7 separate regions of the Mus musculus genome follow, and regions 1, 3, 4, 5, 6 and 7 are each linked to region 2. Evidence: chromatin loops called from intact Hi-C (ENCODE). Cell type or tissue: left cerebral cortex. All regions are shown on one strand. Each heading gives the region's core, and the rest is flanking DNA. Links, peaks and the distances in the headings are about the cores only. Region 1 overlaps Gm14061 (a long non-coding RNA gene). Region 2 holds the start of Mir1952 (microRNA 1952). Region 3 holds the start of Btbd3 (BTB (POZ) domain containing 3). Region 4 overlaps LOC102636024 (a long non-coding RNA gene). Region 5 overlaps Gm14061 (a long non-coding RNA gene). Region 6 overlaps Gm14061 (a long non-coding RNA gene). Region 7 has its middle 30 kb from the start of Gm14061.

The links. A loop is a pair of places that touch in the nucleus more often than their neighbours do. Peaks named below come from ENCODE experiments on the same cell type or tissue, not always from the same donor. Only the 100,000 strongest peaks of a DNase experiment are listed, where the experiment ranks them.
Region 1: it touches region 2 in a loop (12-fold over the local background); 2 of 42 quality-filtered maps call a loop at or near these places.
Region 3: a loop joins it to region 2, with 7 times the contacts of the local background. A loop is called at or near these places in 2 of 42 quality-filtered maps.
Region 4: a loop joins it to region 2, with 16 times the contacts of the local background. A loop is called at or near these places in 3 of 42 quality-filtered maps.
Region 5: a loop joins it to region 2, with 9 times the contacts of the local background. A loop is called at or near these places in 2 of 42 quality-filtered maps.
Region 6: it touches region 2 in a loop (10-fold over the local background); 2 of 42 quality-filtered maps call a loop at or near these places.
Region 7: a loop joins it to region 2, with 5 times the contacts of the local background. A loop is called at or near these places in 2 of 42 quality-filtered maps.

The regions. Positions count from the first base shown.
Region 1 is chr2:138,615,511-138,619,971 of GRCm38, forward strand. All of the region lies in intron 3 of Gm14061 (a long non-coding RNA gene), which reads left to right. Among named protein-coding and RNA genes, the nearest start is that of Gm14061, 37 kb to the left of the region's middle. In left cerebral cortex, for the core only: a CTCF peak has its summit at 1,994; DNase peaks (open chromatin) are centred at 2,194, 3,502 and 3,871.
Region 2 is chr2:138,818,239-138,822,699 of GRCm38, forward strand. It overlaps Mir1952 (microRNA 1952), which reads left to right and starts at 1,691; the gene lies at 1,691-1,769. In left cerebral cortex, for the core only: no CTCF peak of the experiment used is centred there; DNase peaks (open chromatin) are centred at 1,947 and 2,435; H3K27ac peaks cover 2,738 bases.
Region 3 is chr2:138,278,105-138,282,565 of GRCm38, forward strand. It overlaps Btbd3 (BTB (POZ) domain containing 3), which reads left to right and starts at 389. Exons shown (of 4, transcript NM_145534.2): 1 at 389-1,153; 2 at 1,645-1,735; 3 at 2,269-2,387. The coding sequence starts at 804. In left cerebral cortex, for the core only: CTCF peaks have their summits at 299, 1,738 (motif pointing right), 2,482 and 3,607 (motif pointing left); DNase peaks (open chromatin) are centred at 372, 859, 1,211, 1,772 and 2 more places; H3K4me3 peaks cover 3,910 bases; H3K27ac peaks cover 3,279 bases.
Region 4 is chr2:138,473,670-138,478,130 of GRCm38, forward strand. The region is part of intron 2 of LOC102636024 (a long non-coding RNA gene); the gene reads left to right. Among named protein-coding and RNA genes, the nearest start is that of Gm14061, 110 kb to the right of the region's middle. In left cerebral cortex, for the core only: no CTCF peak of the experiment used is centred there; DNase peaks (open chromatin) are centred at 2,441 and 3,034; H3K27ac peaks cover 1,324 bases.
Region 5 is chr2:138,708,347-138,712,807 of GRCm38, forward strand. All of the region lies in intron 5 of Gm14061 (a long non-coding RNA gene), which reads left to right. Among named protein-coding and RNA genes, the nearest start is that of Mir1952, 110 kb to the right of the region's middle. In left cerebral cortex, for the core only: a CTCF peak has its summit at 2,165; DNase peaks (open chromatin) are centred at 645 and 1,093; H3K27ac peaks cover 1,512 bases.
Region 6 is chr2:138,743,016-138,747,476 of GRCm38, forward strand. The region is part of intron 5 of Gm14061 (a long non-coding RNA gene); the gene reads left to right. Among named protein-coding and RNA genes, the nearest start is that of Mir1952, 75 kb to the right of the region's middle. In left cerebral cortex, for the core only: no CTCF peak of the experiment used is centred there; a DNase peak (open chromatin) is centred at 1,969; H3K27ac peaks cover 340 bases.
Region 7 is chr2:138,548,651-138,553,111 of GRCm38, forward strand. No RefSeq gene overlaps it. Among named protein-coding and RNA genes, the nearest start is that of Gm14061, 30 kb to the right of the region's middle. In left cerebral cortex, for the core only: no CTCF peak of the experiment used is centred there; DNase peaks (open chromatin) are centred at 2,724 and 3,056; H3K27ac peaks cover 617 bases.

The DNA of each region.
Region 1 (4,461 bases), core at 343-4,342, 200 kb before region 2:
TCTCTTCATTAGTGATCCAGTTTAGTCTGCTCTCCTACTTTCTCCCTTATATCTACAATAAAAAGCTCCATACTTTAGGGGTAGTCATGTACTCCCTTTTTTAATTTCTTCAGTCAGGGACCAAGTATTCAAATATCTGAGCCTGTATTAGACACTCTCACTGAACCTACTGTAAGAATTTTGATTCCCACCACCACCTTTTCCTGTCCCCCCACTGGTCCATTTCTTTTTCTGAGTTAGCGCCTCTTCTATTGTATTTATTCACATCAAAAATGATAAGATACCAGCCACCTTGTGGGGTATCTGTATATAAAGTGTGGTTGACAGGGTCTGCTATATATTAGCTTCTCTCCCTGTGTATGTTACTTGCTCTCAAGTCAGCTTTATGGATTAAGTGAAGTGACAGTGTTCCCAAATGTTTCCCCAGGAGGTAGAAGTTATTTGGGTTGCTAAGACATATCACAAGGCCCAATAGGCCCTTTGCCTTCAACTGCTGTTGATCACAATTCAGATCCTTATTAATTTGACATCTTTGAAGAATGCAAAATTAAAAATGAGCCAGGAGAAAGTGAAACAGGAAAGGAAGATTTTATTCCAGGCCACTGCATTTAGGAAGAAATAAATTTGAACTCTATTACATTAAGCAGAAGGTGGTGCGGTATCAAGGAGTGCTGCATGGCTTACCCCATGGAGCCTCCTTTTTATTCATTACAGATAAAGAAGACAAAGATAGTGCAAAGAAAGGACTCCATCTTCATCCAGTTTAAGGATACTGTGTATTTGTTGGAGTCATTTACAGTATCCTGGGCAACTTGAAGGGCAAGTATATCACCTGAGAGCCTGCAATGCAGCCTATAAATAGCTGCACCACCACCACTGGGTTTCCTCTGTTCAGAAATTGCTTTCTGCCTATGCATTCTCTGAGAAAGGGAAGCCTTAATGGTTCTCTCTGCATCCCCCCTCCCCCCTCTTTGTGAGTAGATTAATACATGTGATCCCAGTACTGAGCTCTGAATCGCGATGACAACAGTCACATGCAACTCAATGAGAGTAGGTACACAGCAAAAAGATAAGACAAGAAGCCATTGTAGGTCATAGGCCGTAGCTTGGACTCCCAAGGTCAGTACATTGACGGCTAGGTCTCTAGGTTGGTGCTCTTGGGAGTGGTACACTTCAGGAGGACTTAGGTCATTTGGGGACATGATTTTGAAGATCTTGTCCTCTCTACCCTTGCTTTCTAGTGGTATCACAGATAGGTTTCCTTCTCGCAGTGTTCTCGGCATGATGTGTTGCCTCACCCTGGGTCCACAGCTAGTATCTCCTCCTGACCATGGACTAAACCCCACAAAAATATACACCAAAATCAACTTTCTCTCCTTTGAAGATGATTAGCTCAGGTATTTTGTTACAGTAATATAAATCTGACATAGATTAAGAGTATTTACTCACGATCTTTACCTAAAAGGAGTAGGAAAGAAAAAGAAAAACAGTCTATTTTCAAATGCAAGCAAATACTCCCAGTCTCCATGGCTCCATGGCAGAAGGTAGTTTTACAAATTGAAAGTCAAGTTGCTATTCCCCGATATATAAGCTGGAACCTGACATACTTGAGAAAGATTTTCCCAGGCTGGAAAACTGGCAAGAGGCTTTAAAATAGAATAATAGCTCAAAGGGAAAGGATTTACAATGATAAGTTGTTTGAAGAAAACATACTCAGAAACGGAAGGTCAGCGGATTAGAGTCAGGAAGAAGTGTGTACAAGTTCAGCCAGACTGATGGGGCATTAAGCCCCCTTGGCCAATGCAATCTTTTAGAGCTCCACATTGAACTGTTTCCATATAGGAACTAACAAACAGGATTCAGTAGCTGGCCAGTCAGAAACTTTGCATTTAAGAGGATTTCTAGTAGGGTTTTGAGCCTGTACTGAGTTACTACTTTAGACACTAAATAGTACCCTAGTGGACGTTCAAAATGCCTACTTCACAGCCGTAGATACAGTAAACAGAAAGTTTTCCATGAATCAAGACAGGGGCATTTAAAATGTTTAGAGCAAATAACATCAGTCAATGAGCCCCAGGCAAACACAGGCTTCTTAAATCCCAGCAACATATTATGTGTTTAGGTTCTTACGCATCTATACATTCATCTCTCGGAATAACACGTTTCTTGGAATGTATTTTTATTTGGATCTGGTGGTGCAGATGGTGCAGGGAAGTGTGAGTCCCTTAGGGGATTGAGAAAATGTGGGAGTTGGGACCGGAATAAAAAACAAGGAAGAAAGACCTATGTAGATAGTTAAATAAAATTAAAATATTGTTGGCAATAGGATCTGAAAGGCAGAAGAGAAAGTCCCCTTGAAAAGTAGAACACACACACACACGAACATACAGATATACATGCATGCATATGTACATATATATATATGTGTACACAGATATCCATGCACAAATATGTATGTATGCATGTATGTACATTATATATATATATATATATATATATATATATATATATATATATGTGTGTGTGTGTGTGTGTGTGTGTGTGTGTGTGTGTGTGTATGTGTCTGTGTGTCTGTGTGTCTGTGTGTCTGTGTGTGTCTGTGTGTCTGTGTACATCCATCCATGTATACAGAAGGCACAAATACACAGATTTATCTAGATAAACCTCCTGCACACTTCCTTGGGGAAACACAATGCCACCTTCTCTTTTAGATAGCACTTAATCTCTCTTGTCTATAAAATGGACATAGTACATAGAAGACTTGATTCTTTTGGAAGGTTGAATGTCCTAACAGGCATATCTCAACCCAGCATAGTTGACCATGTGGCTCAACACAAGAACCTTCTTAACATATTATGATTCTTTTGCAGTTTGCTTTGAATTGCAAGGTTCTCAAATGTGAACTTTGTGCATAAAAATGTCCTATTGCAGTGTCAAAGGGTTAAAAATGGCTGCAAGGCCTAAAGCCACCTAGCCCTGGTAGCTAGCAGTTGAGAAAAGATGGTGGGTGAGATTTGGTAGAGTAAGAAACTATCCTGGTTTACCCAAAGCAAAATGATTACTAAGAACTGACACTTCAAGTCAGTGACTCTGAACCTGTGGGTCAGAGCAATTTTGCCAACCTCTATCTCCAAAATGATTACATTACAATTCTTAAAAGTAGCAAAATTATAGTTATGAAGTAGAAACAAAAATAATTTTACGGTTGGGGAGTCACCATAATATGAGGAACTGTGTTAAAAGGTCTCAGCATTCGAAAAGTTGAGAACCACTGTTTCAAGGGCTAACATCCAGGCAGACAAGGAAACTGAGGAGCATGGGTCAAGACAACATTTTGTGTGGGCTACTATAAAGGAAAATCACAACCAAAATGATCTTACTTTTCCTGTAACTCAGACAGACTTATTCCGGGATAAGAAACTAGTGCAGCCAAGTTGCTTAGCTTTCAAAATGAAAATTGTCTCATCTGAAACTGGGAGAGATTTTTGCCTTAACACCTTGCAAGCAGTCCAATTAGTTAAGACAAGACTATGAATTGAGATTCCAAATGAGAAATTGTACCTTTCCAAAACCCAAAGGGAGTATGTAATATCATCTGTTTAAAAAAAAAAAAAAGACACGCAGAGATTCACCCCTTTAAAAATAAGTCACTTCTCAGAATAATTAGGCCCACATCTCGTCGTTCTATCTTAAAATTTCAGGTATGCCTAAATAGCTATTTGGGAGCTATTACAGAAAATTGTAGATAAACAACAGAATGGGTCAATTGTAAGAACATTAGTGTTGCTAATGTGTTATATGCCATCTAATTCAGATAGTAACACTTCTCAAAGATGTAAGTCTTGGTTTTGGCTTTTCAAAAGAACAGAGCCTAAGGCAAGGATATTAGCAGAGATAGTTTTCTTATGTGGGATCCTGGGAAGCACATGCTTGGCAAAGGAGAACTTGGATATGGAAGAAGAAAAGCCAGCAGGGCTGTGGTGAGGAGCCAGCTACTGCTGTGGAAAACTGGGGCTCAGTCCATTGAGAATCAGATGTATCATGTACAAATTCTCCTGTCCTTTTTTTATTCACAATGAGAATGATCTAATTTGAATTTAAGTGGCTTCCTTCTTGAACCGACTAAAATGCTGATAAGGTCCTGACAGTCTGTGCTTTGGGGTTTCTAGCTGGGTGACCATTCATGGCTAAGATGGTGGGTTTCATTTCTCGCTGTGTAAGATCTGCAAAAGTCAGGGGAGCAAAGGCAATGGGCTACAGTTGCATCACAGGTGTCCTTTGAGGCATCCCAGCAGTTCTGCATGGAAAGCATCTACTGTGGGATACAAACGATCTTTAAAAATGATAAACCGTTAAGATCTACATTTATAGACTATCAATGGAGCTCCGGAGCAGTTGCAGAGTGACTTTGAATTACAAGGATTCTTATTAGGCCAAGAATAGCAGCTAGGATTCTTTATA
Region 2 (4,461 bases), core at 285-4,284:
AAAATACTGTTAGTATTCCTTCCACCCCTGACAATCCCAAATGAAGCATTTCCTAACCACCGAGTAATCTATATTAAGATAGACTATTAGTATTCCCACAACTCAAGAGGCGAGCCCTCATGGATTAAACCAAGACTAGACTGGTAGAGAACATGTCTTTGTTCTATGTGATATATACATATTCCCACTTTTTAAAAATCATTACTTGTATCAGAAACCAACTCCTAATGTTAGTGGCTTCAACTAAGAAATATAATTTTTATTCACCGTAGTGTATTGTGGCTTCCTAAGTACCAGGCATTTGTTCAAAGACTTATCCTCCTTCCATCTGTGAGTCGCTCTTTCTTTTGTCAGCATGTTCTCTACTTGATAAAGCTGGTAGGGTTTCCAATAATGGTCCTAGAAGTGAAGACCTTGGATTCACAAACATTGCACTAAACAGATCTAATATATTTATACAACAGAGACTAGACAGTAAAGGTGACCTACGTGTTCAAGTTTGAGTGCAGAAGAGACCCTAACTACACAAATACTAACAGCCTGTGAAGAAGCAGAGCTAGGAAGTTGTCAGGAGTAGAAGCATATGTGTAGAGAAGATTATTTTCCCATATCCCATATCACCATACCAACTATGCAAAGCTCTCTTAAGAGTAAATTGATAGGGTCATAGTAACTAATACAGTAGCCCTTGAATAAAACATAGTTGCTCTAGACTGACAAGGTACAAGGGCATTTTCGTTGACCCAAAGGCAATCAAGAAATAATGTATGACTCTCTTGGCCTTTTTGCTGTCACTCTGTCGTCTTCTTCATGCTCCTCCTCTCTCCCCATTCCCCTCCCCCTCTCTCCAGGTGCTCATGGCTGGTCCTCTACTCTCTCTCTCCCTTTCTCTGTCTTTACTACCCTCTCAACTCCTTCCCATGCCCTGAATAAACTCTACTTTATACTAAAAAAAAAGGAAAGAAAGAAAGAATGTGTGTTAATAAACATGTTCTAAATTCTCACCTGGTAGTAGATAAGTCATAGGAATAAAGAAATTATGTGTGGGAAGGGGTGTAGGGGCTAGTAAGGTTTAAAACTGAAGCTGAATGCCTCTCTCAGCCCCTCAGAATACTCATAGACTCTAAAGAGGTAAAGGTTCTCATCCTGACTTGAACTTCTTTCTGCTTTCTCTTTTCTACTTGTTTTCCACAGTAAAGAGGCAACCCACATTGATACTGTTTCATCTGAAACACTAGGTATCTACAAAGGTCTGAGGTTTTTCTAGGCTATCTACTCGATCTGAAGTTGATGCTGGCTCACAACAGGGGCGTCACCTGAAAGTTAAATTGATGTTAGCCTCAGGAGACTATGAGGTTTTTGCCTCTAGTAGGGGGTGTTTATGGAGATGGTTGCTTCATCCACAGTGCCTGACCCTTTGGTCTCAACTGGTACAAACGTGAAGGCAAATCTCCTCTAGAGCAGATGTTTGAGCTGGAGTTGGCTGGAAAGTTGGGCAGCATTTTAACTCTGCACACTACCCACTTCCTCACTTCTTTACAGGCCCATATCCCATGCCCCAGAGCATCCTCTCATCAAAGTTCTTCTAGACCAGAAGTCCATTTTCAGGAGATGTGAATACAAACAGGATGAAACACAAAGTCTAAATAAATGTTGGTATTGAGACAAGGCAAATATTGCAGCCACCTATCCCTCTCTTATTGATCTCCACCCTCCTTCTGTGCAGGCTTATTTCCTGCTCCAAGGTGTGGATGACAAAAGAGATGGAAGTATGGGGGGGCGGGAGGGCACACAGAGGCTTTCATAAACCCTCTCTGCTTTTCTGCTGCTTCTCCTGTTCTTGCATATCCCCCACTTCTGCCTTCTGTTAATGCTAATTCAAGGTCTAAAAATAGATTTTTCTTCTTTGCAAGGCAGCATATAACATACTTCATCCTTTTCTTCTGTTCAAAGTTTGTGGTTTTCTCTGTCTGACTGCAATCTCCTTATGTTGTAAGAAAAAGTCTGAAAGGACAGTGCATGTGAGTGTTCCTGGGCATGCACACATGCATGTGTTGTGCATGTAGGTAAATTAAGTATATGCATATCTTGACACAATGCAAAAAGATTTAGGAACTTATTTGCACTTGGATTGCAGAGCACTGTGAAAGAGCTTGGAATATGATTAGGCTTCCTATTTTCCTCCAACTTCGGTCACCAGATCACATCATCTTCTAAAATTATCCAGGTATCTCAGATGCCAAAGAGTTTCCTGACTATAATTTTAAATTCATAAGCACCATTTCTCAAAACTACGTTTCCCGAAGGTTCTAGAGACCTGAGACTATAGCCACACACGGAGTGAGCATCTTCCACTCCAGATTGTTGTAGGTGTAAAATCCACAGGCAGATTGTCCCCCAGGAAAGGCTGCCAGCCAAGCCATTTCACTGGGGATGGAACTTGGGAGGATGGTGAGTCATGTAACTGAGAAGAAAGTGGCTGATGGCTAGAACATAATGAGCCAAACACCCTCTTAGGATGAGGATGGAAGACACACGTTTGTGGGCCACTTTCAGCCTCTCATAGCCTGCTGACTTTTGTTAAAAGTGTATCTCTAGCCCCACATTGTTAGAATTGTCACCAAGATACATTGCATGTTATATAAGAGCAGTGTCCCTGAAAAGTGCTTATGTGTTGCTCTTCCCCATCATTCCTTGGATCTCTCTGTCCTACAGGGAGTCCAGGAAATGAAGTCCTCAGCTGGGAGGCAGTCATTTGGAACTCTGTAGCTCCCATCCCAGGGCAGGGAATGCAGATGACCCTGGCCTTTCCTTGTTTGACTACACAATGTGATTTTTTTTCTCAAACACTTAAGAGAAAAGCATCGAGGAAAGCAAACCAGGTCCAGCAACTTCTTGGCTGCAGAGTTGTCCTACTTTCTTTCTTAGAAGTCACTGCGGCTCTTGCTCTCTTCCCAGTCACAATAGATGATAATAAGAGCCTGATTCCCTGTGTCTGCTCTCACTGAAGCCATGGGAGAAAGTAGCCTCTCTCTTCTCTAGGATCTTGGAGCACAAAACACCTTCCCCTTCATGCCTGATCAGGTTCTAAAGATCCACCTTCGGCTTTTCCTTCCCCATTAGCATACCCTCTCCACTTTGGCTTAAGAGCTTTCTGTAGTGGAATGCACCTTTAATTCCAGCACTCAGGAAGCAGAGGCAGGAGGATCTCTCTGAGTATGAGTCAAGCTGGTCTATCAGAGAGAGTTCCCAGATAGCAAGTGCTACATAGAGAGACACTGTCACAAAGCAAAAAAGAAAGCTTATGTGATCTCTAAATTCAAGGAATTCCCAGCAAACTCTGAACCCCTCCAGCATGAAGTATATTTTATAGCTGTGCTTATATCTTTCTCCCTAGCTGAGTACCAGGACTAGGTAGCAGATCAATGACAAATTATTATTAAATTATTTCATACAGCAAGGTATCTTCTTCAGTAGGAATGATAAAACACATTTCAAAGCTCTGAAATCATATACATACAAGAAATATTATACATATATATGTAGTGTATTATTTTTGTTGGATATTTCATTTATTTACATTTCAAATGTTATCCCCTTTCCTGGTTTTCCCTCTGCAAATCCCCTATCCCATCCCCCATCCCTGTATTGTTTTACATACACATTCTTAACTTAAACTGATTTAAGTTTCTCTCACTCAGGAGCTATCTCAGATCCTAAAATAGAAAAAACATACACATTCCAGTTAATCTTGAAATGCCTTGGCTAACTCAATGACTCACATTCCTCAACCTTTCCCTGCTACCCTAGGCCCAATTGAGGAAATAACCAATGGCCACTTACCCCAAAACTCACATGGCTGCATGGCCTTTTCTCCTGCTACTACTGTGCCCCCTCCTTCATTTTCAGTTCCCTGATTCTCACTGTGTCCTACCTGTAAAACTCTGTGTCCTACCCTGTGCTCAACCATTGGGACTGAGCCATTGGGACTATCTATTTATTGATAGATCAAAAACCAGCTGGGGGCAAGGACATTCAGCATCAGTAAATAAAAATTCCCAATTAAATCAAAGCATCAGAACCACTCTTCTACATACAGATACAGATATGGACGGATATGGATACAGATATAGTTACAGATACAGACATAGACACAGATACTGTAAGACTCTAGTGAGCCTTAGCTTAGCAGGGGACCCGCTGAGTGAACCACATGGGCCTGGGAATCAATGCAAAAAGCAAGAGGAATTTATTGTTCCAATGAGTTGGGGCCATTCTACACCTGAAGGATTGATGGTAATCCCCCACCTCCCAGCCCATTTATTTGGCCAGTCTTTATAAAGTTTTTCAGAGTAGCAGCCATTAGGCAAATTGTGATTGGCAGAACAGTGTGACTTTTAAATTGATTTGTCTATGGGGAATGAGGTGGCAAAATATGTCTTGCGAATGTGTGTACCTGGT
Region 3 (4,461 bases), core at 172-4,171, 540 kb before region 2:
GGTTCCCTTTGGCTTTATAGTCTAGGAGATCCTGTTCAAAATACTTGCAAGTAAATGCTGCTAGGAGGAAGATTGTTGCCAGGAAGAGAGATTAGACATATGTGTTCCCATTCTTTGTTAATGGCTTTTGCTTGTTTTGGTTGAAATGAAAATGTTCCTGTACTAAAGAGAAATAAACCCCTCCCTTCCTGTTTGCAAATGTCTTTCATTTGCTGTTTATCTTAATTAAATATACAGTAGAAAAGAGAATGTAACTGCTGCTCCTTTAATATCAGAGCTGTGCATGCTACAATAGGTGTCACTGTTTGGCTTCATCCAATCCTGATTGGTGGCTTCAGCTATTGGCTCGGAGCTCTGGCTGTCTGACTCCGTCTGCAGGGCTGTAATACCTACTCTCCTCTCCCGATCCATTCACCACACAACTTCACCGGCCGGCCGCGGCCGTACTGACTCGCTGGGCTCGCCACATCTTGCTAACCTAATTCAGAAAGCAAGCGCCTCAGCTCTCTCTCTGCCTGCCTCCTTTGCTCAGCTTTGCAGGTGATCCAGAGAACGGCTGGTTTTATGCGCAAGTAAGAAAACCAGGAATCATGATGGGAATGTATTTAACAGATCCGGTCCTGGATAAAACTTAAAGCCAGTTTCTCTTCAACATAGTGAAAAGGTCACCTTGCCTGGCTGGGAAAAGCAGGAAGAAAGCAGCCTGCCGGTCTCTGTTAACATCTTAGCTCCGGCTAGCCTCTTTGCCTTGATGTTTGAGCAGTTTTGCGAGATCTAGCTCTAAAGAGAGACATCCTGTACTCATGGTAGATGATAAAGAAAAGAACATGAAATGTCTCACCTTCTTCTTGATGCTTCCAGAGACAGTAAAGAACAGGTCCAAAAAAGGTTCAAAGAAAGCCAACAGCAGCGGTGGCGGCGGCGGCGGCGGCAGCGTTGGCAGTGGGAGCAGCAAGTTGCCCCCAGTTTGTTATGAAATAATTACCTTGAAGACTAAAAAGAAGAAGAAGATGGCTGCTGATATATTCCCCCGTAAGAAGCCAGCCAACTCCAGCAGCACCACTGTCCAGCAGCAACACCAGCACAACCTCTGTAACAACAACCTCATCCCGGCCCCCAACTGGCAGGGTCTTTATCCCACCATCCGAGAAAGGTAAGCGCCCTTGCTGGCAGGCTAGCGTGTTTACTCTCAAAGTTTGCCGGTGGTGAAGTCTCTGCTTTTTCATGACTGTAATGCAGTTTACCACGAATCCCTGCTCCTCTTCCCCAGAGGCTCTACTGGTAATGGAAAGCTGCCTTGTATCTTTTCCAAAGCAGTACAGCTGTTTTCCTCTTAGATAAAAATATTTTTGCAAGCTGTAACATTTAAGCAGCAGCTTTGTGTCTGTGGAGCACAGAGACAGGAAACCCTTCATTTGTCCTAAGCCCTGTAAAAGTTTAGTTAACTTTTAAAACTTGAGTTCCTTGCCATGTGTCTGCAGTGGTTTCAGGCAGTGGTGTGGCTGGACCCTTTGTATGCTCTTTAGCTGGGAGTGGAACGCTGAGCTGTTGTTGCTTAGCTTAACTCTGAAGTTTTGCATGTTGGGGAAAGGGCTGCTAAGAATACAGGCTGTTGTGAATTAATGACTCGCCTCTTGTTTGTAGAAATGCGGTGATGTTCAATAATGACTTGATGGCAGACGTACATTTTGTGGTTGGGCCACCAGGTGGGACTCAGCGGTTGCCAGGACACAAAGTAAGCAACAGCTGCATTACCGGTTTAGTCCTGAGATTTACATAGAGGGACCCTGTCAGCACAGAGCTTGGTGTGGGCAGGCAGCCCGCCGGCAGCCACTGCATGGTTCGCCCAGTTACAGAGAATATAGACCTTTGGCCACACTTCATTTTGTCTTTGTTTCCTTCTACACGGTTGTATATATCACCCAGAAATGTGCGCTTCTCACTCTCCAGGGCTAGGAAATGTTGTAACTGGCTTGGAAAGTCCTCTGTTTACTGTACCTATAGAAATCCGATAAAGAGCCCATGGTTTGATTTATTTCCCAGTGGGGTGGGGGTGTATATTAATGTCAAAGCTTTGAGATATTGATGGAGAGCCCACTTTGTGTGACAGTCTCATGCTCCCTGTCCAGTGCACCATAGCCTGGCTGTTTACGACGGTGGGCTATGTACCTTACGTGCCCCCGGCCCTCAGTGGCTAGTGGTTTTGGGGATTGACTCTGCAAATGCTTTCAGTGTAGTGTGTGAAGGGAGCTCTCCCTTTCTCCACAGTACGTCCTCGCTGTCGGGAGCTCAGTGTTCCATGCAATGTTTTACGGAGAACTCGCTGAGGACAAAGATGAAATCCGAATCCCAGACGTCGAACCTGCTGCCTTCCTCGCCATGCTGAAGTAAGCATGATGTGTGTGTTTGGAAAGAGTTTCTTGTGCTGTGTTCCTGCTCTGCTGGCCTCTCAGTCAGATCTGAGTTTCCTGTAAGCGAGAGATTCTAAAGAGAGGGGGTGCTGCTTGCCTTGTAAATGGTCTTAGAACCGCTCTTCTGTGCTCGGGGAAGTCCTATGGAATGTCGCAGGCAGTTAGAGCCATTCCTTAGCCTAGAGCCTAGGGGCAAAGAGCTCACGTGGTGAGCTGCTTTTAGGGACATTTTAAAAGAAAAATAGCTTTCTGGAATAAACACTGTTTAATAGGGATGTTCTCCTTCTGAAAGCAGGACACTTTAAGGAGGCTTCAGAGAAATAGACCTTTACTTCACAATGAGAGCAGTGATGTACCTTGTTTAGCTAGCAACACTAGGACGACACATGCCTTCTGTGTTGTCTAATGCCACCAGAAGTGGAACTTAGTATCTCATCTTTGACTACATATATTTTACCCACAAAATTGGACATGCAAATTTTTGATGAAGAGATTTTTGAAGGGATTGTTTCCTATAGTTGTCTGTAGATTAATACAAGCAATTTTAAATTAGTAATATAAAAACGTAAAAAAGATTGGGGTAGTCACATATTTACTTAAAATTTTTCATATCTTATAGATACTTTACAGACTCTACTGCATGTTAATCGGGTCCTGGGAATCATCTTTACCAGGGTCTAATGCTAAACAGTGAGATTAAGCCTAGTTATTATAAGTTGTATTTATAAGGTTTTTCTTAACTGTTCAAGGCTATATTTTGATCTGGGAATTTCATTTCATCGGAATAAATTTAAAAAACAATGTTTTTGAAGAAAAATTGCCAAGTGGGTCAAAAAGTTTGACAATATTCTTACAATTTTTAAAACAATCATTATTTTTTATTTACTGCTTACTGAAAAATAAGTTCTAGTCCGTTTCAGAGTTTTTAAGTATGTAATTCCCTGGTCCTGTAATGACATTGAAGCCTAATTGAACTAGACCGTTCCCAGTGGGGAGCGGGAGCAGGGAGGTTAAAGGCAGTGAGCGTGTGAGTGACCATAACAGTAACTGCTTCGTCACTTCTTAACCTTCAGCATCAGTCCATTAGAGACACCACCGAGAAACCTCTCTACCTGCTTGGATCCATGCCCTTCCTCACTGCCTGTGAAGTCCGCTCTGCGTGTGACAGTGCCATCTGTTGTTGGTAGAATGCAGCCCTAGTTAGCAACTTGGCCTCACTGAAGTCCAGTAGGGTGTTGTTTCCCAGACACATGTACAGTCAGGAAACAGGAGCAGGAATGTCGGAAAGTTACATCTTGATTGTTTGCCAAATATCTTCTCTTGTAAATAGATGTATTACCTAGAGCATATTAGTGCAGTTTTTAAAAATTATGGAGTCAGGCGGGGTGGAAAGAACAGGGCGTGAGTGAGGTTCCATTTGCCTTGTTGGGAACAGCAGTAGGAACTGAGGCTTCCCCTCCTGTGTCCTAGGGGAGTAGCTGTACTCAGAAAAGGAGTGGCAGCTCCCTGAGTTCCAGGGTGAGGCTACAAATCCAGCCCATATTCTGGATGCTCTCCTAGTCCTGGCCCTAGGCAAAGCACAACTGTACTGCAGCTGTGTTGTCGAGTGGTCTTGCCGGTGTAACCGGCTTAGCCTATAGAGAAGACAGTTTCCTGGAAGAAAGTGTTTATTACTGAGGAACCTTTTGGCTTGTTTATGTGTGTTTATGTTTTCTTTTTTTCCTTGCGAAAGCTAATCTTGGTTTCTTAAGTTAGGTATGTTTTACAAACATGAAATAAAATTACTATAAAAAAAATCAAAGTACCCACTGCTTTAGCTTAAAAACTTTGATAAATTTTCTCAGTGTTGTCATGGGCAGAGTTGTCACTGATTATCCTTTTGTCCTGTAATATAAGATTGCAGGTCGGTTCCACCTTCACTGTCTCAAGAAACTCCCACCATTCCCCCAAACAACAAGAAGTATTTCATCTCCTAAGATAGGTACAGCTCCCTAACGCACTGAATCAGTGTGCGTGTGAGCTCTCTGCTTTGTCTCTGAATAGATACAGG
Region 4 (4,461 bases), core at 121-4,120, 340 kb before region 2:
GAGCTGGCACTTCTCTAAACATAACCTCGTGTCATTCTCAACAGAGAATAACTATTCTGAAGAAAGAGCTGACAAGAAAAAGGGCCACCTTCAGCTCCTTCCCTCCCCACACCTCCTGTTTTTATGGTGTGGTGGGTTTGACTGCTAGTTTTGAAAAGGTAGAACTGAATATTTATTTTTTACAATTTATAAAACTAATATAAAATTCCTATGTGCTTGGTAAATGCTTTATAATTAATACACTGCAATTCATGATATCATCTTACCACAATTTGAAAGCACATGTTTTATTCAATATATTTACCCATACGTTATCCATTTTAATCTTCAAAGATCCTAGTAAAACAGTTATTGGTATTCCCATTTTATAGACGGAAGGAAGTGTTCAGGTAGGTATATTAATTATTATAAAGATGCAACCCATGGAAAAGAGGGTTGGTGTTGTTTCTTCTGTACGTACTTAGCTCTGTTTTCTCCAGATATGATTTTCTTCTGAGATCATCCATCCCTTAGGAAAACATTTCTTCCTGCCTCCAGGTGAAATCTATGGAGTAGCTGCAGGATGCTGAACATTCAGTCATGGACGTCAATGTCAATCATGGTTGACACTGATGTTACAGCTATGAGATCCATGGCTTTAAAAGAGTCCCATGATGTGAGAATGCCATCAGCACCTGGACAAGTTGTCAGGCAAGGGAAAATAACCATGGTTAAAAGTAGCTGGTTCCTCTGTGTGTGTGTGTGTATGTGTGTGTGTGTGTGTGTGTGAGAGAGAGAGAGAGAGAGAGAGAGAGAGAGAGAGAGAGAAGGGTGAGGGAGGGAAGGAGAGAGGGGGGAGAGGATGAGGAAAAGGCGAGGGGGAGGGGGAGAGAGAGGGAGAGAGAGAGGGAGAGGGAGAGGGAGAGGGAGAGGGAGAGGGAGAGGGAGAGGGAGAGGGTGAGGGAGAGGGAGGAGACCAGTTCATTCCAGCTTTTGATCTCTTTCTTTCTTTTCTTCATTTCCCTCCTCTGTTCCCTTCTTCCTTCCCTCACCCCAACTCTAACCCTGTCTCCCTCCCTCCATGCCTTCCTTTTTTCCTTCCTAAGGAAGCAACTCCCTATGTCCCCATAACTGTCTTGGTACTCATTACATGGAGGGCTATGCCCTAAATCTTGCAGTGGGCGTCTCGTCTCTGTCTCCTTAGTGTTAGAGTTTTCAGCCTGTGCAACCACACCTCACTTTCGGCAGGTTTCTTAGATTACCTGCAAAGTTTCTCATTCATTTAAGCTAAATTCTCTGGTTGGAATTTGTCACTTTCAATTAAAAAAAAAATCCCTCAGATGTCCTTGCTGGTAGATTGCTTCATCTAATCCATGCAAGAAAAGCACAGATAGGTCCACCATTAGCACAGTTTCAGTTCTGGAGTTGAACTAGATAAAATTATGCTCATTTCAACTAATCTACTGGGAAAGCTAGCAGGTGCACACAACCCAAAAGCAGAGCACATCTTTCTGTCTCTGTCGCTGTTTCTATCTCTGTTTCTCTCTGTATCTCTGTCTTAGTTTCTCGGTCTCTCTCTGTCTTTGTCTCTGTCTGTTTCTCTGTCTCTCTCTCTCTTTGTGTGTATATGTGTGTGTGTGTGTGTGTGTGTGTGTGTGCGCGCGCACTTGTGCGCATGTGGTGTGACTCACTCTCCCTATACAGCCCAGGCTGGCCTTGAACTCTCTCACTCATTATACCTCAGCCTCTCAAGTGCTGGGGTTCTATGGTGTTCCATATCATTCCCTTCCTTCTTAATGCAACTCTAGTTTTTTTCTTCTTCTTTTCCATAGTTTCTTGCTTTTGTTTGTTTGTTTTCAGCTTTTATTTTTTGTTTTAACTGATGAAGGCCAGAGAAGATAAAACAATGCAATAGATGAGATACACTCAATTGCGTGATTTGATACAATTTTTAATATCCTGAAAATCAAAATCTCCATGTGCTATAAATATGGCATTATTTTAAATTTAATAGTTATTTCTGATAGGTTACTTCATCTCCAAGACATTTCTACTTACTGTGTACTTAATGAGCACTTATTTTGTTGAAATCCTATCTTTGGTGCTAGAGAGCTGAACAGATGCAGAAGATGTGTTGGCTCTATACTAAACCCTCCATTTTCCCCTCCCATACTCCATTGCTTCTATTTTTTTTTCTCAGCTGAGTTGAGAAAACTTCTCTTACACAAATCTTCTAAAATCTAGGTGAGACCCTTTGCCTCAGTCATTGTGCATTGCCTGCTGTTGCTCCTTCTCTTGAGAGGGTTGGTTTCTGCCTCCAGGAATTGCACCAGTACAGACATCTGCAGACAGTGCCTTCTTCCGGAGTCAGCTTGCGAAGATGATGAATCTTGATGCCATTCTCATTATGCAGCTGTTGTGAGCCCAAGATGGAGGTAAACTTCTGACAAGCAAAAAGGCTGTCTTCTGCTTTTCCTACCCTGCACATGTTCCTCTTTGAGAGCATCCTCACTTACTGAGTGTCCCCTTGCAGGACTTGTTGGATAGTTTCTTGATATCGTAGCACAGAGATTCATCTGGAAAGAGGGAACCTGAATTAAGAAAATGACTCCATCAGACTGGCTTATAGGCAAGTCTATTAGCCATTTTCTTAATGATTGATGTGAGAGGGCCCCACTTACTCTTGCTTCTGGGTTATAGAAGAAAGCAGTCTGAGCAAACTGTAGGAAACAAGGCAGTAAGCAGTGTTCTCCCATAATCGTTGCAAGTTCCTGAATCCTGATCCCTGCCTCTGGTTCCTGACTCTCCTTCATGATGCACTGTAGTGCCGATGTAAACTTAACTCCTCCCCTTTCTCCTTGCTGCTTTTGTCTCAGCAATGGAAGGCAAACTGGCACAGGCATCCCCTGTTTTGGACTTCTTGCTCTCTTACATATTTTTCACATAAAAATCATGTTTATCCTTCCTACCAGCCTCTGTGCTCACCAATCACACACTTGCCAACTCTGTGGTAAATGAGCAGAAGCTGCAGCCTTGTGGTGTTGGGGTTTGATGCTAAACATACATACCCCATAACGTATGCTGCTTCATAACTGGACAAGCTGGTACATCTGAGGAGAGGCGCATGTCCTGCGTTCCCTAAAATAGTATAGCAGCAGCTGCACTAATTTTAGATAGGAACAAAAAAGGCCTGTGGATGTAAAGGCTTTGCTTTTCTCTACAAAGTCAGCTTGTGTGGAAAAACTGGCTAGAGATAGGGAAAATTAACAATGTTATAATTTTCACATAAACTAAAGTAAATGAAAGATCTACAGAATAGGTGTTCTCTAGTATTAATAAGAATATCTAGTTGAGTCGTTTGGACTGGAGAGGGATAGAGAGATGATAGTTGGGTCTCATATTCACAGCCAATGAGTGTTGAGTTGTGAATAACTGCCAGAATGTTTTCTCAATAAAAGGGCAAAGACTGGAGGAGAAAAAAATGTAAAAATTGATAGTCAGCTTGGGGGAGTTGCCACATGAGAAACTGGAACACAACCAGCATTGGAGTAAGAAGGCCGAGGGGAAGAAGACAGAAAGGGCTAGGCAGGGAATTTGTTGACAATATTTTGTTTTTCTAAGTTTGGTGGGCAAGTTTGGACAAAGGGAAGATGTCTTTATTGGGTGCATATATTATGATAAAAGATCGCAAAGGTGCCCATTTATTTTACTCATCGATGAGATGTGTATAATCGTTGTCTTACCTTACATTTGTGGGAACCAGACTTAAAGGGAGCTAGCTGGCCTGGCACGAGCAATGAAAGGCATTGACCTGAATTTTCACTAACGGACTTGATTCTGTGCCATGGCATACTGTGTTGTGTACTTGGCCAACTGCTCTCTGCACCTTTGTGATCTTCTGGTATCTTCTCTACCCATAGAACTGGAAATCTGAAACTCTTATATGTCACAAATGCTTTATAGCTAATTTTAAATCCAGTTGTCCAACTTTAATGACTTTTAAGCAATGCTGTGAAGTTATGAGTGTCTGTCATATTTCCAGTGGTAGTTGCCCCTTTCTGGAATGTTGATCCATTCTGACTTCTCAGCAGCAGGAATTGCTGAACATGTCTAAATCCTGTGACTCAGTAACAAACATGATCTTGCAGGTTTTAGCATGGACCTTCTCAGCTTCTACCTTTTCCACCCAGAGCACACACATTTGCTAGGTTAGTTATCACTGGAGTCTTTCTCCTTTTCTTTCATTGGTTCAGTTGTCTTCATTAAAGCTTACTCAGATATGAGGTAAAATGATTGAAATAATTCCTCTACCCTACTGACTTTTGAGATGACTGTTAACTTTTGCTTCAGCAAGCATATGGTAATAAGTCAAATAAAGACTACCTTCTAGAATAATAGTTCACAGCTATTTCCTTTTAGATAGCATATACATTTATTCATAATTCACTCATACCATGCATGCATGGAACATATTACCTTAGT
Region 5 (4,461 bases), core at 144-4,143, 110 kb before region 2:
TGGACAGAGTTCATTAGTCTAGATACATAGGTCAAATTGTAGAAGACAACAACCCTGTAATTCCAATGCAGAAGCATAGCAAAGGTGTGATTCTTGCTTGTAGAATACCCACTATGCTTTCAAGGAAGAACTACTGTCCCCTAGGAATCTGTCCGTTGTGCAGCCGTTCATTACACCAGATTAACGCTGCGTCATAGTATTTAGCTCTACCATAAAAAAGATGTGGCATCCTGTTCACCAGAGCAAACTGAGAGAACAGGGAGAAACAGGCATAGGCTTTCCAGAGAACATCTCTGTCCTCTGTCCGTTGGCCAGCACCACCCACAGCAAAGGGGAAGGGATATTTACTATTTCTATGTTCCTGGAATCAGACCTTTATAATCCCAAAGAAACAAGTTTACTCATTTTAGAAAAATTCTAGCTTCCAAGTTTTAATTTGCACCCCCTCATAATCTCCAGGTGTTCTGTGTCCACAAAGGAATAGATCAGAGAGCCAGTATTTCCTTTTCTTTGTGCAGAACAGAAGGGCACCGTGGCTGGCGTCCCTAGGTCATGATTTATTGGTTCCTCTGAACCACTGCAATGCTGTATTCTTTCAGGACACTCAGAAACACAGCAGGCCTTTTTAAGAATCCCAACTGGCTCCCAGGCTGAATACAAGAGGAGGAAAAAGCATCAGTTGAAATGGAAATCTGCACATACCAAAAATAGACCTCTCATGAGGGTTGTCTTGAAAAAGAACTCAGGGCTAAATAGTTCTGGGTGACATATGTTGAATCATTTAAATTTTGTTTCCCTCCAGTTTAGCCAGGAAATAAATGAATTTAAAACAGTGAAAGAAAAAAGAAAAGAAAATATTTTAACTTTAAAAGCCATCTCAGGAATTTCTCCTGAATTACGGTAACCAAACATTGGTCAGCCCAAGTTATTTTCCATTTCCCCTTCATAGTTCTGACACATAGTTCCACAAAATCCTGTCAAATGACAGTGCTATAATACTATTTTTGTCCCCACCTCTCCATGTCACCTGGTTCTCCTGTTTGGAAATGTGTATCTAACCTTCACTCTGCTCTGTTCTTTCTATCACTAGGACATCCAGGTCCCCTTTCCAGGCTCTCAGCTTCCCAAGCCTTTCTCTGTACTTGCTCCAATGTATGCAGTTCACACTTTGTGAAACACTGCCCTTTTCTCTGGGATCTCCTCTAAGTGGAAGCAGTCTTAATCATACACTGGCAAGCTCAATAGATGTAAGTATGGTAGGCTGGCTTTTCAGAGAGGCCATTTGGTCCTTGACACAACATTTTGCTTTTGGACTTTGGAGCAGAAACGTGAAGCTAGGTTTAGGTCCACTTTGTTGGTTGTTTGGATTAGCATGACTTTCTGACCTGTGAGGCTAATGTTCCTTGGCCTTCTCTGATGATGCCATTTTATCCATCTACTTAGAAATGCATACTAAGGCTGAGTCTCCATGGATCACAAAGCTAAGCCACCTGGCGTGTTGCTTTGTTCCCAGGTTGAGCTGGGACCACAATACATTCCTATCTGAGAAATACTTGGAAAGTTCCTATGAGGATATCCATTCCTAATCCTTCTGCTGTCCTCCATATTTCCACACTTCTTTGCCATGTTGCTTTCCTCAATAGAGGGATATTGATCTTGATCCTGACCACTTATATTCTTAAGACAGTATTTGATTAGAGAGACATCATGTACCGAATGTGTAGCCATGTTCTATAGCTGGCTTAACTAAAATCTAACTACAAATTCACCTTAAGAGGAACTTTCTTTTTGTGTTTTATATACTTTCACAATGATGGAAATTGCATAGAGACTTAAATCTGACCATAAGCTATGAGTCTTTCTTTGCCCACGCATACCAGGAAATCCACTCAAAGTCAGCTAAAGGTGTTCTCACCCTTCTCCATTTTAGCAAAGGAAGGAAACACATGTTTCTATAGATCAAAATTTATTTTTAGAAGGAGGAGGCATTAGCACAGTTGAAAAGCAGTCCAAGAGGAGACAGACTTGTAAGAAAAGTTATACGTGGACATCCTCAAAGACACATGGGGACTGAAGGGGTCTTTGCTGATCTTGAGGAACAAGCAACCACAACACCAGGACAAAGTTGTATCCATCAAAACATGATAATGAAAATGATCATACAACCTCCTGTAAGCTATTGGGTACACAGCTACCCTATAATATAATCATACAGCCCCCCCCCCCTGTAGGCTATTGGGTTCATGGCTACCCTATAACATTGACAGTCCCTCCACCTACAGATACTCTTCTGCTTTTAAAATTACAATAGTGCTGTTCACCAGATGCCGTGACTTTAACATAGCCTAAAGATGAATAGCATAGTGTTGCAGGTAAGAGAATGTGCTCTGGGACCTAAAACTTGGGTTTTATGTTCAGCTCTGTCATTTTACTGACTTCAATATTTAAGCTCTCCAGGTCTCAGTTTCTTATGTGAATAGGATCAGTTGTAAATTATATTTCATAAAATCATTAGAGATTAAATATTTTAAGCCACACAGAATACTTAGGACACCATCAGGAATTAGCATGTTCTCAGCAGGCATTAGCTATTTTTATTATTATCATCATTATTTAATGAAAATTGAGGGCATGTAAGTCCACAGTACACTGCTGGGTACCCTGTGGAGAATTTTGATGAATATAAGATGTGGTTGCTATCCCAAAGGAATATATAACATAATAATGTGTTAATTCTGTGTCTTAAATTTTTGTTGAGTTCATTTACTCATTCAAATAGTCAAAGACATTAATAATTATTTTCAACAGACAAACTAATTGATATGAGAGCAAAACAGATATTAGAAATGGGAACTGTGAACTCAAAAATAATGAATTGCTAGTCTATAGAAATTTCTAAGTATAAGGAAATTTCATCTGAATAGAAGAAGATACATAGTATTTCGTTTTGAGACAAAGTCTTCATAAGCCTTTGCTTGGCCTTGAATTCATTGGTCAGCAGTCTAGTCTTAAGTTCCTTAACCTCCCAGCTGATGAGACTACAAGCATGAATAAACATCCCTAGCTAAGATACCTTTACTTCTTTTCCAATTTGAACCCCTCTGTTTACTTTTCTTGCCTAAAACTTTTGATCAGCAATTTCAGTATTGTGTTGAACAGAAGTGACCAAAGTAGACATTTTTCCTTGTTGTTGAAATGATTTCAGGTTTCACATATTACATTTATTATGTGAAAATACTTTTATACTGTTCCTACTTTGTTGAACATTTTCATCATGAAATAGTGATGAATTTTGTCAAAAATAATTTTTACTCATTGAAAATATTAGACTGAACTATTAACATTTTTGCTAAATTTTGTATGGTAAAATACTCTTGTGTAACTTGGACATGGTATGTACAATTTATGTGTGTTGTTGGGTTTGTTTGTTATCTTTGATGACTTTTGTCACTAGAAATTGGGTCTATTAGTTTTCTTTAGTTGAGTCAATTTTTTTTGGCTTTTATGTAAGGTTAATTCTGACTTTATAAAGTAAAGTGGAAAGTATTATTGCCTAGTCATTTTTAAAAAATAGCTTAAGAAGAATTGACACTAATTATTCTTTAAATACTTGCTGAAGTAAAGGTTATATCTAATCCTGGGCTTTTCTTTGTAATAAATATTTTTTATACAGAAACATACAGGTAACCTGCTAATGAATTGAGTAACAAACATTAATATATTTATTCCATTATTCATCTATTGTTTGACAATCATATTTCAGTATATATGCAAAAATACAGACATATAAATACATTTATTTTTTGTAAATTACTAAAATGTAGGTCACATATAATTACTATGATTACCATGTACTTGTAGAGTCTAAGAATGGATATATTTCCTAGGCATAAAGATTCTATTTTATGTAATTTTAGTCAATCATGCTTTGTATACAGTTTAGAGGACTATCTAGTCTAAAAGTATATATTTAATTTAATTACCCCTCTCTTTAACTTCTTTTAATCTGAGACTTTTTACTCAGCCTTTTAGTCATACTATTGCATTTTCAGATAATCAGCCTGGTTTTACTGTAGGAAAATTTGAGGCCGTTTTCATGATTATATCAAAGTTACACGGTCTTTCACAGAGTAGTATATGCAATGCCCTTGTTACAGTCATAAGCACAGAAAGTACATTTTCCCTCATCAGTGCTGAGAGTTTTGGTCACCTAGTAAATGTAGTATATACTTATTCCTCATCGAAGGGTGATCCAGTTATTCAATTTATCCATATAGAGCTAGAAAAATACCTCTGGAATGAATACAAAAGTGTGTCAAAGATGCATGGTCATGCAACAACATTTTTTAATCATTACAATTTGTCAATCTAGAATGTCTCTTACATGAGCAGATGTTTTCTATAGTGGTTTAAAAGTAATGATATCTCAATAGCTATCAGCATTCTGTTTAGGAAAAGGCC
Region 6 (4,461 bases), core at 337-4,336, 75 kb before region 2:
AGCAAGAAGCTGCAGGAATCTCATGAGATGTTCTTTGCTAAGTTTCTCTCCATGGCATCACCACAAGTGGAGCTCAGCAAAACAAGGTAAGGCAAACCAAGACATACATGTTGTTACTGAAGAATAAATAGTGAGGCGGAGCAAAGCAAAACAATGTTCAAGCTCCCACTCTCTGACGAGTCATATTTATATTACTTCTAAATATCATGTGTCCTTTTATGTGTTTGCTATAGCAAAACATCCTTTCACCTGTGTCTTCTTCAAGAGAACATTCTTTTAAGTGTCTGCTTTTGCAAAACATTATCTCACCTGTGTGCCCTAGCAAAATATCATTTGACATAACTGCCTTTCCAAAGAAACCAGAAGTTTCCACCTCACAAATGTGTATGTTTACTTTAATAAATACACCTGCTTGCACATAGATATACAGAGACTCCTGAGATGAAATCTCTATGTTTTCTTTGTTTGAGGAGAGCATTATTGAAATTACTTCCTGAGTTCTCTTTATGTGCTCCATGTAGCAAAGCTTTGTCTATTCCTGTGTCATCATTAGTCTTTGTTTTTTTTTTACTTTATATTCACTAAAATATAGTTTCTCTTAATTCTCTCATACACTTCACCAGGTACTCCTTGGAGAAGAAGGACTGTTAAACTAAAAAAAAAAAAAAAAAAAAAAAAAAAGGACATGAATAAACAGCTATGCTTTGTATACTTTCATTAGCTATTACTATATATTTTATTAGCTTTGCTTATGAATTGTTACAAAATATGTTATTGTTTTGGAACTTTAATGCACTTTCATTTAGATCATAATCATACCTCCAACACCTCAGAGTCTACTTCCACAGCCTTAACCCAACCAATGGCTGTTTCTTTATTGGTTTTGTTTGTTGGTTTGTTTGTTTATTCATTCATTCATTCATTCACTTTACATCTAATCACTGTCTCCCCTCCTGGTACCTTCCTCTCACAGCCCCTCCCCCTTTTTCTCCTCTGAGAGAATGGTACCCTCCCACCCCCACGCCCCACCCCTTTCTGGATATCCCCATACCCTGGCACATCAAGTCTCTGCAGAGCTAGGTGCTTCTCTCACTGAGGCTGTACAAGACCCATGTGAAGACCAAGCTGCACATATGCTACATATGTGTGGGGTTGGGGGTAGGTCCAGGCTGTGCATGCTCTTTGATTGGTAGTCAAGTCTCTGAGAGCCCCTAAGGGTCCAGGTTAGTTGACTCTGTATTCCTGTGGCGTTTCCATCCCCTTTTGGGTCCCCACTCTTTTACCTAGCTCTTCCATAGGAGTTCCAAAGCTCCATTCAATGTTTGGCTGTGGGTGTCTTCATCTGTTTAACTCAGCTGCTGGGTAGAGCCTCTCAGAAGACACTCATGCTAGGCTCCTGTCTGCAATCATAACAGAGTATCGCTAGTAGTGTCAGAGATTGGTGTTTGCCCATGGAATGCATCTCTAGTTGGGCTGGTTATTGCTTGGCAATTCACTCAGTCTCTGCTGAACTCTTCATTGCTGCATATCTTGTAGGATAAATTTTGGAAAGTTTTGTGGGTGGGTTGATGTCCCTATTGATCCACTGTGGTTCCAGCCTGAATACAAGAAGTGGCCTCTTCAGGTTTAATATGCCCACTGTTGTGAGTCTCAGCTAAGGTCACCCCCACTGATTCTTGGGAGCTTCCTCTATTCCAGGTCTCTGGTATATCCTCAAGATCTCCCCATTCATTCACATGTTCATCTGGCTATCTGCCCTGTCTTTCCCCACACCTGATTCTGACCTCGCTCAGCTCCCTTTCCCATCACCTGTAGCACCCAGTTCCCTCCCTCCATCTGCCTCCTGTGACTATTTTATTGCCCCTTCTAAATGAGATTCTTAGAACCTTCCATGGGCCTTCCTTCTTTTTTAGCTGTTTTGCGTATGTGGAATATAGCAGCAGTGTTGTGTTTTATAAAAAAGGTAGACTGTGTGTGCCAGGATATTTTTGGAGAGGCAAGTATGGTGAGGCGAGAGGGGATGTCTTGGCAGGCCCACGCTGAGACATCCCTTATCCCTGAGCTACCAGCCATATGGCATGTATAGTATATAATAGATTATTTAGGACATGGGAAGAGGAGTTAAGAATGCAGGGGAAAACGAGAGAGAGGGGGGGGGGGGAGAAGAAGGAGGAAGAGGAGGAAGAGGAAGAGGAGAAGAGGCCAGCCAGGAATACATAGAGGGGATGAATGTATGTATGTATGTATGTGTATGTATTCCATTGTATTTCATTGTGTAGATATACCACATTTTCTTTCTTTCTTTAAGGGGCATCTAGGTTATTTCCAGGTGAGAGAGTGAGAAAGGGGTCAAAGAAAGAAGTGGCACAGAGAGAGAGAGAGAGAGAGAGAGAGAGAGAGAGAGAGAGAGAGAGAGAGAGAGAGAGAGAGAGAGGCAGGCCAAACATCCTTCTTTATACTAAGCCAGGCCTACCTGGCTATTGCTAGATAACGGTTGGTCAGAGCATAGAGGGAATGCTAACAAGCATAATATCTATGGATATTTTATGGATAGTATCCACTTCTCAGTGAGCGCTTATTGTAGGAGGAACAGTGCAGCTGTCTCTGCTTAAACACTGGGGCCATGCAGCCACAAAGGCATCTCCTTCAGGAGGACCTAATTGAGAATTGCCTGAGAGACCAAAGATTTCTGATACAGACAATGCCAGCCAATCTGGAACTACTGTTTAGAAGAGATACTTTCACAGGACCAATGGAGGGTATTAAAGAAGTTTACAACAGCTTTCAGATGAGCTTACTATTTCATTTCTCACCTGCCTCTGGAGTCTGTGCTATTGATTCCAGGGAGGTCCAGGGCACACATACCATGCATGTTCTTTTGAGTCTGGGTTACCTCACTCAGGATATTCACAAGCCCCATCTATTTGCCTGAAACATTCATGATGCCTTTGTTTTTAATAGCTAAATAGTTTTCCATTGTGTAGATGTACCATGGTCTCTTTATCTATTCTTCACTTGAAGGACATCTAGGTTGACTCCAGTTTCTGACTACTACAAATAAAGCCACTAGAGAAATAGTTGAGCAAGTGTCCTTGTGGTATAGTGGGATATCTTTTAAGTATTTGTCCAGGAGTGGTAAAGCTGAGTCTTGAGGTAGAACTATTCCTAGTTTTCTGAGAAACTGTCAAATTGATTTCCAAAGTGGTTACACAAGTCTTCACTCCCACCAGCAGTGGAGGAGTGTTCCTCTTATTCTAAGTCATTGCCAGCATGTGTTATCACCTGATTTCTTGATTTTAGCATTTCTGACCAGTGTAAAATGAAATCTCAGAGTTGATTTGATTTTCATTTCCCTGATGACTAATTACTTTGAACATTTCAAGTGTCTCTCGGTCATCTAAGATTCCTCTATTGACAATTCTGTTTAACTCTTTACACCATTGAGAGTTCAATTTGTTTTGCCTAAATATTCTCAGGTATGAGGCCAACCTCTGGAGAGTGGTGGGTCTACTAGACAAAATACCTTTAAAAAGGACTCTTCTCCATCTTTCAGCAGTTATCAGTTGCTAATGAATTCTTAGCTAGAAGTGGGACTTTATGCCTTCTTGTCCTTTCTATGCTGGGATGGGAATGACAAGAGACTGTGTGTAGACCATGTGCAGCTGTCAAAACCACTGTGAGCTTATATGTGTAACTGCCCTTCCATGTCTATAAAATACAGGTTCCTGGTAATCATCCACCCCTCAGACTCTTACAGTCTTCCATCCCCTTCTTCCACAGGGATCCTGAGCCCTGGGACCAGTAGTCAGAAGTGTGAGCTAAATATCCTATTTAGGGCTGAGCTCTCTGCAGCTTTTTCTCAGTAACTTGACCATTTGTGGGTCTGTGCTAATCAGCATCTATGTACATGAAAGCTTCTCTGATGAGAGTTGATAGATGTACTAATCTTTAACATGTATGTACGTAAAATATCCATACACATAAAATAAAAATAAATATTTTTCATAGTAACCCAACACCATTTTTCATTGGATAGAATCTATACCTAGCATCTTGATAAGAATCTGTGACTTGGTAGGTCATGGACACTAGGGGAAAACCTACTGCTCTTATTCTGTTAAATGGACATAATGTTAAGCTAACTTATAAATTCACTAGACCAAGGGCCTGTGCATGCAAGGCAACGACTCTAAAAGTCCTACCTTTGAGCTGTACTTCAACCTGGTATGACTTATATTTTCACACCCTTGTGTGGATTCTAATTATGACACTTCTAATTTTAATAAATACATGCATACATGTGTGTATGTATGTATGTATGTATGTATGTATGTATTATTTGCTGGTAGGAAATAAGTCCTCTCACAGTTCTGCCTCAGGAACATTTTCTTGTTGGTTAGTGCATCTTGTTTAAGTTTATTTTCTACCCAGTCACATGAACATAGCCTCTTACATGATTTC
Region 7 (4,461 bases), core at 224-4,223, 270 kb before region 2:
CAAAGAGATGGCTAAGCCATTAAGAACACTTGCTACTCTCATGGAAGATCAAGCATCAGTTCCCAGAATCCACTTGGCTTACAATCAACTGAATGAAACTCCAGTTCCAGGCTTGTGACACTCTGCAGGCCTCCAGGATGCACATGGCATACCTACATACATGCAGGCAAAACACTCCTACACAAAATAAAAGTAAATAAATCTTAAGAAAACAATGAGGTAATTATCATTCATCAGAAGGCTGAATTCTAACATGAGCCAAATTCTCTATGTCTGAGGCGTTTATATGATACAACAAGTGGAAAATTCTAAACCTAATCTCATGTGACATGATGCCATTGAAATAGTCATTTTTTTTACCCAAACTCTTTTCTTTTGATCTGCTAAGTCAAGCTGCTGAATTTGAACCTTTATCCAGCCTGGCCTTCAGAAACCTGCTTTACTAATGCCTGTGAGAAGCTGAATGAAGCTCAGGTCTTCCTCAGGCTTGACTTCAGTGGTTCTCTACCATGAGCTCAGCAGGCTCAAACCTGTGCTTCAGTTCATTCCAATTCACGGCATGTGGTGCAGAGTCTGCAGGTCTCAGCTGGCAACAAAACTCTGATTAGTGAATGAGTTTCTGACTCATAGGATCCACACACTCTACTGCCTCTCAAGATCTTTTTTATTTAATGTCAAAATGGCCTGGAGTCGAACTGTGCTTAGATGTCAATATGGTTGGTAGTTGAGCTCTGTGTCAGTGTTGACTGTAAGTAGGCTCATAGATCTTTGCTTTTAGCCGTTTTGTGGGATATAGGGTTGACTAGAGTGGAAAAAAGAGAGTCTCAGGGGGTTAATAAATCGGAGAAGATGGGGTGTTTGCTTTACAGTGCTGATGACCAGACTTTTTTTTAAATTAAATTGTTTTATTTATTTACATTCCAACTGTTGCCCTTCCTCCCAGCTGCACCCTCAGAATTTTTCACCTCATCCTTCCCTCCCCTTTGTCTCTGAGAGGGTGCTCCCCCCGACCCCTGCCAACTATGCCTTTCCCCACCCTGCAAGTCCCTTCCCTGGGGCATCAAGTCTTTATAGAATTAGGTGCATCCTCTCCCACTGAGGCCAGACAAGGCAGTCTTCTGCTACATATAAGCCAGGCAGGGCAGTGTGTGTGTGTGTGTGTGTGTGTGTGTGATGGGCCAACCCATGTATACTCTTTGATTGGTGGCTTGGTCTCTGGGAATTCTGAGGGGACCAGGTTAGTTACTGTTCTTCCTATGGGGTGGCCATCCCTTTCAAGTCATTCCATCCTTTCCCTAACTTTTCCATAGAGGTGACTGTCCTCATTCCAATGGTTGGCTGGAAGTATTTGTATCTGTCTCTGTCAGCTGCTGGTAGAGCCTCTCAGAGGATAGCCACGTTAAACTTCTGTCTGCAAGCACAATATAACATCAGTAATAGTGTCAGTGTTTAGTGCCTGCGCATGGGATGGATCCTAGTTAGGCCGGTCTTTGAATGGCCTTTTCTTCAGTCTCTGCTCCATTTTTGTCCCTGCATTTTTTTTTTTAAAGACAGGATCCATCCTGGCAGATCCTGCTTTTATTATTATTATTATTATTATTATTATTATTATTATTATTATTTGTATGTATGTTCATAAGAGAAATTGGTTAATAAGAGTCTTTCCTGAATTGGTATGATGGAGCAACAAATATTAAAACAATAGTTTTAAAAAACCATATTTCTATAATCAGGTACTTATAAAGAACAACTGATTTTTCAAATTGAATGATTTTATAGGCGGGAATTCTGCTTAGCACTTTTGCAATGCGTAGAGTCCCAGTGTCATTAGAACATAATATTCTGCTATTGAAACAGTTTCACTTAAATGGCAAGAATATACAGAGTTTACCACAAAGACAAAATGAGAGGCATAGGACTTATCCTAAGTAATATAGAGTTAAGTAGGGCTACAGACTAGCAAACAGGTAAGGAAGACACTGTATGAATACTGCCATAAGAGGAGAGCCAATGCTCCAGGGGCCCAGGACTTTGGGGTGAATAGCGCGCACGCGCGCGCACACATATACACACACACACACACACACACACACACACACACACGCACACGCACACGTGCGCGCGCGCACACACACATTGTCTATGCATGGGTATATGCAGGAATACTTATTAACATCACACAGTTCAATTACAACCAGAGACATTCTTTTGAGATGTGTTCGCCTCAAGTACTGATCTGCATTGGGTTTTGAAATAAAATTTCTTTTTCTTCTTCATTGGAAAGAAAATATTTGGATGAATTTTTCTATTTTATGCCAACACAGATTAAATAATGAAATATGTTTCTGGATCCTGAAAGTGTAAGTTAATGTATTTGACAAGATTTCTGTTCAGTTTTGCTAGTTCAGATTCCCTTTCCCCTAATTATTCATTTTCTGCAAACTTCCTTTTTATTAACATATGTTACCTTGTACATTTTTCCACATGTCTATTTTATCAATGTTCTTTTTTTTTTTTTATGTCAAATGCTACTGGCTTGTGTTTTTCTTTTATTTTCTTAAGGACTGCAGTTTCTCTGTAGTCTGTCCTTACAATCTATAAAGCATTCTGGCCTGGAGGACTTTCCACAAGTCATCCCTGTGTAGGAGGTGCTGTTACTGTTGCCATTCTTGAGATGACCCTGGGGGAGCAGGTAGGCTATGTAGCTTCCACTGGGTTTTAAATGAGCACAGGCAGCTTCAGACCTACTGTGTGTGGGTTTAGCAGCAGTTCCTCTTAGCAATCCTAAAATATCTCAGATAACTGCATCTTAGACATACATAAATTATCTGGCTCTAGAATGCATGAATTTTCTTGTTCTGTTTTCAAATTCACTAATTGCTCTTTTTAGTTTTCTTTAAATTCATTTAGTTTCCTTCACATTTCTCCTTTAGATAGTCCACGTGCAATGCTTCTTTCTCTTTTAGTTTCAAAACCAACGTTCCGTTAAATTTGGCACAAAGCCGCCTCCATATGAGCAAGCTGCAACCTAATCTAGTGTATAAATGAGCTGCAACTGAACTGCTATATTCTTGCAATAAGTAGCCAAGTCTCTGCAAACCAAGCAGCTGGGCTCTCAGCTGATCACAGCCTGCTGACTGCTCAGTGTGTCCAAAGAACGCTTTTCTCCATCCAACTATTTTTACATGTCACTTCCTGGTTCAGCTTGCTACCTGATTCATGAATCTCCTCTCTGCTTAAGTAAATAAACTGCTAAATTTAGTCCATTTAAAGATGTTCTTGCAACAGTAATGAGAGGTTTGAACACAAAACCGAGGGAAGCATGCAGTACCTCACTATCTCATATAAATGGTCTCTTGATTATTACTCTGTGCATATTCTCAGTTATAAGCATTGTCCTCTATTGTGACCAAGCAATTACTCAGAAGCGCACAGAGGCATTAATTTCCAAATAATTAGATTTTATTTGATTACTTTCTTTAGTAATTTCTATTTTTACTGAACAATAATAAGAGTATGTGATTTCTACTATTTTCAACTCTTGGATCTGTTAAGATCTTTTGGGATCTCTTTCAATAGAGAAATAGGGTCTTTACTGAAAGGGAAAATTTTTTTTCAGAGTAAATGAAAACATTTAGCTATGTCTAATAAATATTCAAGACTATAATGTTAAAATTAAGAGCCAAAGAAAAGGGAGAAAAGAAAAATATTGTCTGTACAGTGTTGATTAAAACTAATAATCAACTCCAGTTCCATTTGCATTAAACTTTGTATGTTTTCTTCTTCAGGAGAGCCTTTCCTCTCTATGTGGACTATATTTTATTGATGCTTATTCTGTAGTTTAGAAATGTATCTATTATTATCTATACTTCCTGATAACCTTAAGTTTGTAAAGGACACCTCCTCAGAGGAGAAGCAGCCCCTTTCTCTCTTCATGTGAAGAATACTCCATGGCTCTCATTTTGTTAGACACCCCTCAATTCCCAACATAGTCTCTCACATTTGTTAAAAACCAAGATTACGACTAATGAGTCACTGGTTGAACCACAAACCCCTTCATCTTCAGGAACTCTTTGACACAGTAAATCCCGAAACTATTTCCATATACTTGCTATTTCATTAATGTATCTGAGTTGTTTCTATATTTATGTATTTCTATCCTGCAGTGGAATTCTCCTGAATTTGTGCTCTGTGTGTAATATTTTAGAAAAATGGGTTAAATTGTTTGATCTTAAAATGTCTTCAGATAATTTCAGTAGTGCAGTTCTGCTGAGTATGAAATGGAAATTTTGCAATTCAAAGTGTACAGGCATTTATTTACTTGATAATAAGTATTTACATGATACTTATTATAGTATAGTACTATACAACATCAACCTGGGCACTTTATTGGCTGTGCCCTCTTTGAATACTCCAACTTTTACTTCCTCTTTATTCTAGGAAATAAATATCCAGTGTGGT